2 separate regions of the Homo sapiens genome follow, and region 2 is linked to region 1. Evidence: chromatin contacts called from ENCODE Hi-C data. All regions are on one chromosome and are shown on one strand. Each heading gives the region's core, a stretch centred on a gene start or an enhancer-like site at or near the end of the contact. The rest is flanking DNA. Distances are from core to core; before and after follow the strand shown.

Region 1 (3,799 bases), core at 1,300-3,799:
GTGGTTCCAGCTACACAGGAGGCTGAGGCAGGAGGATTGCTTGATCCTGGAGGTCAAGGCTACAGTGAGTCATGTTCACACCATTGCACTCCAGCCTGCAGCCTGGGGGACAGAGCAAGGCCCTGTTTCCAAAAAAAAAAAAAAGAAAAAAAGAAAAGAAAAAAAGAAAGAAACCCCCATATCATTTAACTATCATCCCCTAATCCCATGCCTGCCCCTAGCCCTAAGCAACCACTTCCTTACTTTCTGTCTCTATATATTTGCCTATTCTGGACATTCACGTAAGTGGAATCATATAATATGTGGTCTTTTGTGACTGGCTTCTTTCATTTAGCATACTGCTTTCAAAGGTTATGCATGTTATAGCATGTATTAGTATTTTCTTTTTATGGCCCAATAAGATTCCATTGTATAGGTCGGTGTGACGGCTCATGCCTGTAATCCCATCACTTTCAGGCTAAGGAGGGAGAATTGCTAGAGGCCAGGAGTTTGAGACCAGCCTGGACAACATAGGAAGTCTCATGGCACCCCCATCTGCGCCACGGAGCCAGACCCCATCTCTTAAAAATAAAAATTTGATTGTACATAGATGTATCACATTTGATTTATACAGGCGCCAGCTGATGAACATTTAGGTTGTTTCATCTTTGGCTATTATGAATAATGCTAACGTTTGTAAAAAAGTTTTTGCATGGACAAATATTTTCCTTTCTCTTGGGTATATATTTAGGAGTGGAATTTGCATTATTCTTATTGGAGTGAAAATCAGAAGCAATTTCATGGTCTAACAATGGAATTATGTTACACTCTCAATAGTATTATGCAGAAATGCTACAGTCTCAAGAGTAACATGCAGAAAAATGGTGGCTTTTTTGAATGAAGACCATATAATAATAGGCTACATGAAGTGAAAAAAAGAAAAAAAAAGGATACAACCCACTTGAAATCCTCCTAGGGCTTCCCATTCCTTCTTCTGTTCTATGGCATCTGTCCTCTGCTTCCACATCCTGCCTCAGTTGTCTGAGGGCCAGCCACACTAGCTTTCAGAGATTTTTAGAACGTCTCAGCTTCGGAGCCTTTTCACATAACTTCCTCTGCTTGTATCATTCTTTGCCCAGTGGTTTCAAGTCTCATCTTAAATGTCACTTCTTCAGAAAAACCTTCTCTGATATCCCAAACCAGGCGGAAAGGCAAGCGTTTCCACAGCAGCCGGCGATTTTCCATCTTAACGGTTTTAATACCAGAATTGTTTACTTGGTCAAATATTGAGAGCCTTTTATACACAGGGATAGAGGGTGAAACATGCAAGATCCCTGCCGCCTGCGACCTTATATTCTAGGGAGGGGATACATGCACAAGTAAACAAGTAAATGTACTTGGTAATTTTACATAGTGATAATTAGCTCAATGGTTATCCTCTGTTTGGACTGTAAACTCCATGAAGGCAGGAGCTATGTCTGTCTTGGCTACTTCCAGTTTGCTGAGTCTGGCCACTAAATAAACTCAACACATATTTTTTCACTGACAGTTAAAATAACTATATAAAAAACAAATGGAAAAAACAAACGAGACTTCTATAAATGGTTGAGATCTAGCTCTTCCTCTTTCAAAACTCTGTAATACTACATATTTTTAAATAATTAAAACAATCAAAATAGCAAAAAGTTACCGTTTGTACTAACAGAACCCCAAATAAAACCCATTTATGTCACCACACATTCTTTAAGCACCTGGTAATAAAACCTATTCGGAAATACTCAGACGTGTTGGTTGAGTGGATAAAATCCCCTTGCCACATTGCCAAGCAGGTTCCTCGCCGTCAGCAGTATAATTTACAGTGTTTCACTGAGGCCTTAAGCACCCATGATTTGATTCTCCCTAATTTTCCGATTCCTAAAACCCTTTAGAATCTCCCTCCACCCACACAATGTGGCAGTGAGAAAAACCGCAATTCTATTTACATGTCAACGGTAAGAACACGTAATACTTTGCTAGGTCAACAAATCTGCAAGATCTCCACCCAAGAGATCAGTAGCCCCTTCCCAGTGAATCCTTCTAAGAGCCTGGGGACGAGTAGGGCTAGATAAAACCAAGCTGCTGTAAAGCTGGACCACAGGAGCGGATCGTGAAATCCCCTCCCCCAAGCGCAGCGCTCGGCCGCTTCTTTCTTCCCCAGGCGCATGCGCAGCGCACTCTCCGGCCACCGCACGCCCCCTCAGTGGGGGCCCAGAGACGCTGACGTCACCGTGCGGTCTGCAAGCAACCCTTCCGCTCCTTCAAGGAAAATGAGTCCACGGACCTTCGGCTTTTCTTAGCCACGAGAAAACGTCCTCCCTCCTTCCATCCTAGTGCCAACGACTTCCCCAGCCCGTCTCCTTTCGGCCGCACTTCTCTGTACTTTCGTTGGACCGGGAAGGCGGCGGGGAGGAACAGGAAGGGTGAAAGACCAAGTCCGCGTAGTTTACAAGGAGTGGGCGAGTCTAGGAATCGGTCCGCGAGGGCGGAGCCGAGGAAGCCGGCACTTCTTCCTCCCTTCCCCTCTCTTCCCCTCCCTCCCCAGCCTTCCCCGCGAGCGGACGCGGCAGCGCCTCTGTCTCGCTTTTTCTTATTTTTCCCCCCTTTCCCCTTTCTTTTTTTTTTTTTCTTTTCTTTTCTCCCCTCCCCCCCTTTCACCATTTCCCCTCGGAGGCGCTTTCCCCGGGCAGGGGCAGAGCCGGTCTCACCCCCCGCCTCTCCCCGGCCCCCGCCGCCCTATGGCGAGAGGGAGCCCCCTCCCAACCCGGGCTCGAGCGGCGGCGGCCTCAGGCCGGGGGTCATCATGGAACTAATTCGCTGACCGACCCAGCGGCCGCAGCCGTGCGTCCCGCTCGAGCGCCAGCGCCCGCGCCCGCGCCCCCCGATCCGCTTCCCCTTTCTCCCTCCTCAGTTGGCCGAGTCGTCCCGCGCGCACCGCCTCCGCGCGCCTATGAGAATGAGGTGGTAACGGGCCCCCGGATGACCCCGCGTCACCACTGTGAGGCCTACAGCTCTGCCGGGGAGGAGGAGGAGGAGGAAGAGGAGGAGAAGGTGAGGGGCGGGGGCGGGGGCGGGGGCTCGACGCGTCTCCGCGGCCGGCGTCGACGCGCTGGGGCCCCGCTGCTCCCCCCGCGCCGCCCCCGTGGCAGCGCCCTTGGCCGCGCGCTGCTCGCCGGAGACCCACCCTCCCGCATCCCCCAGCCCGGGGAACCTCGGGGCCGCCCTCTTCGTCCTCTCCGGCCCAGACAGACCCGTCACCTGCCCACTTGAAAACGGCACTACTGTGTTCCTTTTCGGGCCAGTTTTTCTGTCAGCGAGTAACTTTTTTTTGTGGCAGCGGCAAATTAGCTACTCTATAGTGCGTGTTGGAGGCTCTACGAGCCCGTGTTAATACACAAAGAAGGGGACACACCCCCACCCTCAGGTTGAACGATTCTCCGGGGACACCAGGAGGATTACTAACTTTGCACGGCAGACTGAATGCCAAATGAATGGGGTGAACCTCCGGTGCTGTGAAATTCGGGGGAGGGCAACGTTACCCAGGGCTTGGGGCGGGTGGGTGGGGGGAATCCGGGGGAGGTGAGATTTGAGTTGTGCTCTAAAGGCTAGATTAAATAACTGGAATTTGAAAGGAGGACAGAGGAGCCTCCGCTGGAGCTAGGGGGCTCCGTTACAGATCCTTTTGGCAGAAGTTGACAATTGGGTATCAAAACAGTGGAAGGTGTTTCGGGAGGTAGGATGGATTCAGACTCTGAAGGGGTTTGAACTAAAATGTTTATGTTTT
Region 2 (4,296 bases), core at 727-3,226, 1.7 Mb before region 1:
TTTTTTATTGAAAATGGCTTGCTTAGGGTAGTGATAAGATATGCTTAGGGTAGTGAGTAATACAAGTTACAAATTCAAAATCTAATTTGTGAAATGTCAGTATTTTTTTTCTATTAAATAAAAGACCCATCTGGGATTTAGTGGAATGAGTGAGTGTAACACTACTCAAGCTACATTTCAATTAGTTACTAAAACAATTCAAAGACAGAATATGGCATTTGAGTGAAGAGCCATGTGCTTTTAAAACCTACAACACAATCTAAACCAATAATTGAAATTCATGTGTAATAAAGAGCTAGAAAACTTTATAGTATAGTAAATCTTTTATAAAGACCACTCACCACATATTCATTCTTCTGAAAAACTAAGGATCCTCCTTCTCCCACCTCTCCAAGTTTCGGCTAAGATCATTATTCTGAGCAATGGTTCACGAAACAATGATATGTACACTTGAATAATTCACGATTTCTTTCTCTTTCAAATATTTTATACAAAAATCTTCAGGTTTTTTCCCTTGTGCTAATTTACTGTTGTGTATAGCATTTCAAAAAATACAAGCGGAATCTCAGTCTACTGTTTTCAAACCACATCAACGTCTAACGCTCGGAGAACTGAATCCACTCTTCGATTTTTTTTATCTTAACCATAGAACTTAAAAGGGCCATTTATCAACAAAAAGTATTTCTTTTAAAGTGTTTATTTTGTAGTATCATTTTGCAACTAAAAACTCAAAGGCCAATGAAGCATGCAGCACACAGGGCAAGTATTTTCTACAAGGCAATTATGCCAGAAATACAAAACTAAATTCTAAGTTCTTCTTTTAAAATGGAGTAAACTTTTTTTGTAAGTAGACTTCTACCTGCCGTCATAACCTGTTCCAGATCATGAAGGACCGACCACAAAACCTCGTTAAGTGAAAGTTAACCTGCTTTTATATCACCTTTTAAACTACTATCAAAGAGACATACTGGGAGGGCATGAATAGCACCTTGTCCAACAGAGAAGATTCTAAATAACAAAGATAAATGGGCTCCAAGTTTACCTGCTCCTCAGTGCAACCTACTAACTGAATTTAGAGCAAAGGATCACCTCCAACACGCACACATGCACACAAATACATTGTTTTTCAACAGATGACTGAGCTGCAGCAAAGCCCAGCTTGACACCAGGGGCTGCAGGGTCCTATGCCCTGCAGCGCGGGTGGAGGCTTAGATGAAAAGGCCAACGCATGACACCCGTCTGAGCCACAGCTGGCAGAACGGAGCTTCAACCCTGTTCGATCTGACCCTCTAATGAGTCACTGGCCCAATCGTAACACCAACCCACTTCCTAGCCCGTCTACTACCTATTTTCTCGCGTCAAAAAGCACAGAAAATGATTTAAACTAGGCATGAGAGAACTGTGCACCGGCCGGGGCAGCCAGCGGCAAGAAAAGCCAGCTTAAGAGAGAAAGCCCGAGCCACTCTTTAGGAGCCCCCGCTGGCCCGGCAGCAGAGGAAGAATGGGGTATAAGAGTCAGTCCGGAGGGCGAGGACCCGGAGAAGCCGCCGCCACACCCCAACCCTCCCTCACCTGCCTGTCCGAGCCTCCCCGGGCGCCCGTACCTTCGGCCAGCGACTCTTCCAGGGTGACCTGGTGGCGGCCGACCGCGAACACCCGGACCCCCACGGACGAGCCGCCGGAGCCGCAGCCGGCCCCGGCCCCGGCCCCGCCAGCCCCGCCACCCGCCGCTCCGCCGCCGCTGCCGCCCTCCGACTTGGGCATCCGAGAGAACTTCTTCATGGTCCCGCCGGCGAGCTGGAGGGCGCAGGGAGCGTGCAAGGGCAAGTCCCCGGCCCGGCGCGCAGCCGGGCGTCCGCGAGGGGTCGCCGCCCCTGGCCCGTCCGAGCGTGCTGCGGCCCGCCAAGCCTCACATTCCGCGCTCCCCAAGCGCACAGCCTGGGCCCCGCCGCCCGCTCCGCGGCTCCGCTGCAGCTGCCCGGCTCCCGCAGAGGGCGGTGGGGAGGGCGGGGACGGGGCGGGGCGCGAGGGGGCGGGTCCGAATCCAGGGGCGACGCCGCCGCCTCCGCCAGTGCCCCGGGCGTCCCGCCGCCTCACTAAGCGCCTGGAGCGCGAGCCGGGGTAGAGGAAGAGAGCGAAAGAGGCTGGGCGGCCGGCCCCTCCAGGGAGTGGGCTAGACGTCTCAGGCCACAAACCCGCAGGACCGCAGCCCGTCGCGCCGCCGCCGCCCCGGCCGAACCCGCGCCGCCCGCCACTCGTGGCCGTTGGCGGGGGGGGGGGGGGGGCGCTGCTGCCAACCGCTCACTGAGGCCGGGCGACCCGCGCAGGCGCGCTGCCCGCGCCGCCGGAAGTGACGGTTCCGGCTCTTGTCACGTGGAGGGGGACCAAGGGAGGTGATTGTGGGGGTTGGGGACTAGGGCAAAGTCGGGGGTCCCGGGTCCGGGGTTGCGCCGGGAGGGTACTGGCCAGGCCCGACTTCAAGCAGGGAGGTGGCCCGGGACTGGCTCCCGCGCTGGTCACGCACCGGGGTCCGTCATCTCGACCGGGAGTCGCTGTGCCACTCTAGGGGCTTAAAAATGCCGCCAACAACTTTACCCCTGCTGAGGAACTTCTCGCTTCGTTTCTTAGCCAGTTTTCCAGGCCTTCTCCCTTGAGAGTCTCCTTCCGCTCGCCCACCCTGAGCGTAGGAGGTGGGAGCAGGACGGAACTGGAGTGGATTCCAGTAACTGGACTTCTAAACCGGCTCGGTGTCGTCGCGCTCTGTAGCGGACGCTTGTGCTGGGAAGCGTTTTGCAGTTTATAAATTACTTAGGAGTACTTTAAACATCTCACGCCTGCTGTACCACAGCCATGTGGGGGTATTCAGAACAGGTATTAAGGTCGTTTTGCAGACCATTCATCACTCTTGGCTAAAAGAACTTAACGGAGTCGCCCAAGGTCACACAGCTGGCTCGTGGTAATTGGGGACCATTCTTTGATTCATAATTTTGTGCTTTTGGCCACCCTGAAAAAGTAAGGTCAGATCGTTGAAAAACGGGCAGATTTAAGGCTGTTTGGAAGCAAAAGCGACCACTGCGTTCCCCTCAAATCAAAGAGATTTGCACCCCCTACCAAAAAAAAAAAAAAAAAAAAAAGCCCTGTTGTATCAATTTCATAAACTGCAGGAGTCTCCCGACTGCAGGGTGAAGCAACAAAATAAATATGGGTGTAAAACATTCAGGAGTGGTAGGGAATGGCAAACTGTAGAGCCTGTGTAAAGAGAGCAGCCAATTCTCAGCTCCAGCCTACTTTTCCACAAAAGAAGATAGGCACACACACTGTGCCCAGAGGTTCCAGTTTCTTAAGAGAACCAAAAACCTGGAACTGTTTTCTAATGTGGCATTTCCCTAATTTTTAAAATATAGATCAAATAAATTGTATCTGCAGGACTCCAGTATGCACCTTCTATGAAAGTAGATGAATGTGGTTCTATCCCCACCCCTATTTCTTTATTCTTTTTAATGAGATAACGGGTAGAAACATTAGAAAATGTGCTTAGACAAAAACTTTGAACTTAAAATCCTTGTTCTTTCTTCCCTGCTATTTGAAGAGAAGCTATTTCTGCCAACACTAAAATAGTGCTCTGGATTTAGGCATTTCTGCTACATAACCCACTAAACTAAAATTCTTCATCCAGAGACCTGACGTTTAAAGTAGATTCCAGCTTAGTGGAAGTGAGATTATATGTCAGATGATTGATGTGGTGTGGCAGTTGGGGATTTCCATTTAGAAACAAGCTGACCACTTTCGTTGCTGTGGGGCTTCATTGTGGAGTCTCATTCCTAAATTTGAATTGTTTTTTAAGCAGAATAATGGAAAGATTAAGTCATTTCATGCAATTCAAAACTGGAGTCAGACAAACATACAAAGTTTGGGCCTGATATAACTTCACCTGATCACAACAAGCCTGCTATAATAAGTTTCAAAGTTAGTTTACGAGGATCACTTGAGGCCAGGAGTTCAAAACCAGCATGGTCAACATAACAAGACCTCATCTCTTTAAAAAAAAAAAAAAAAAAAATTAAAAATTAGCCAGGTATGGTGGTGGTGCACCTGTAATCCCAGCTACTCAGGAGGCTGAGGCAGGAGGATCGCTTGAACCAAGGAGTTCAAGGCTGCAGTGCGCTATGATGGCACTGGTGCACTCCAGGCTGGGTGTCTCTTAAAAACAAACAAAAGTTTGACCAGTCAAAGTGGCTTGCACCTATAATCCCAGCACTTTGGGAAGCCGAGGTGGGTGGATTGCTTGAACTCAGG

Evidence for each region. Hi-C counts contacts between places; a loop is a spot of excess contacts on that map. Pooled maps may share reads with other maps.
Region 2: a map of CD8-positive, alpha-beta T cell shows a loop between it and region 1 (13-fold over the local background). The contact joins the promoter of BMP2K here to the promoter of CCNI in region 1. A Hi-C loop is called at or near these places in 6 of 168 maps with a recorded cell type or tissue (B cell, CD4-positive, alpha-beta T cell, CD4-positive, alpha-beta memory T cell and 2 more), 6 of 37 single-sample maps with no recorded cell type and 15 of 50 pooled maps.

The regions. Positions count from the first base shown.
Region 1 is chr4:77,074,739-77,078,537 of GRCh38, reverse strand. CCNI (cyclin I) reads left to right here and starts at 2,549. Exons shown (of 7, transcript NM_006835.3): 1 at 2,549-3,066. RefSeq lists enhancers at 1,383-2,353, 2,252-2,481 and silencers at 2,662-3,011, 3,072-3,221.
Region 2 is chr4:78,774,030-78,778,325 of GRCh38, reverse strand. BMP2K (BMP2 inducible kinase) reads right to left here and starts at 1,976. Exons shown (of 16, transcript NM_198892.2): 1 at 1,605-1,976. The coding sequence starts at 1,782. BMP2K-DT (BMP2K divergent transcript) reads left to right here and starts at 2,356. Exons shown (of 1, transcript NR_186689.1): 1 at 2,356-4,296. RefSeq lists silencers at 1,072-1,272, 1,634-2,303, 2,394-2,643 and enhancers at 847-1,477, 2,110-2,740.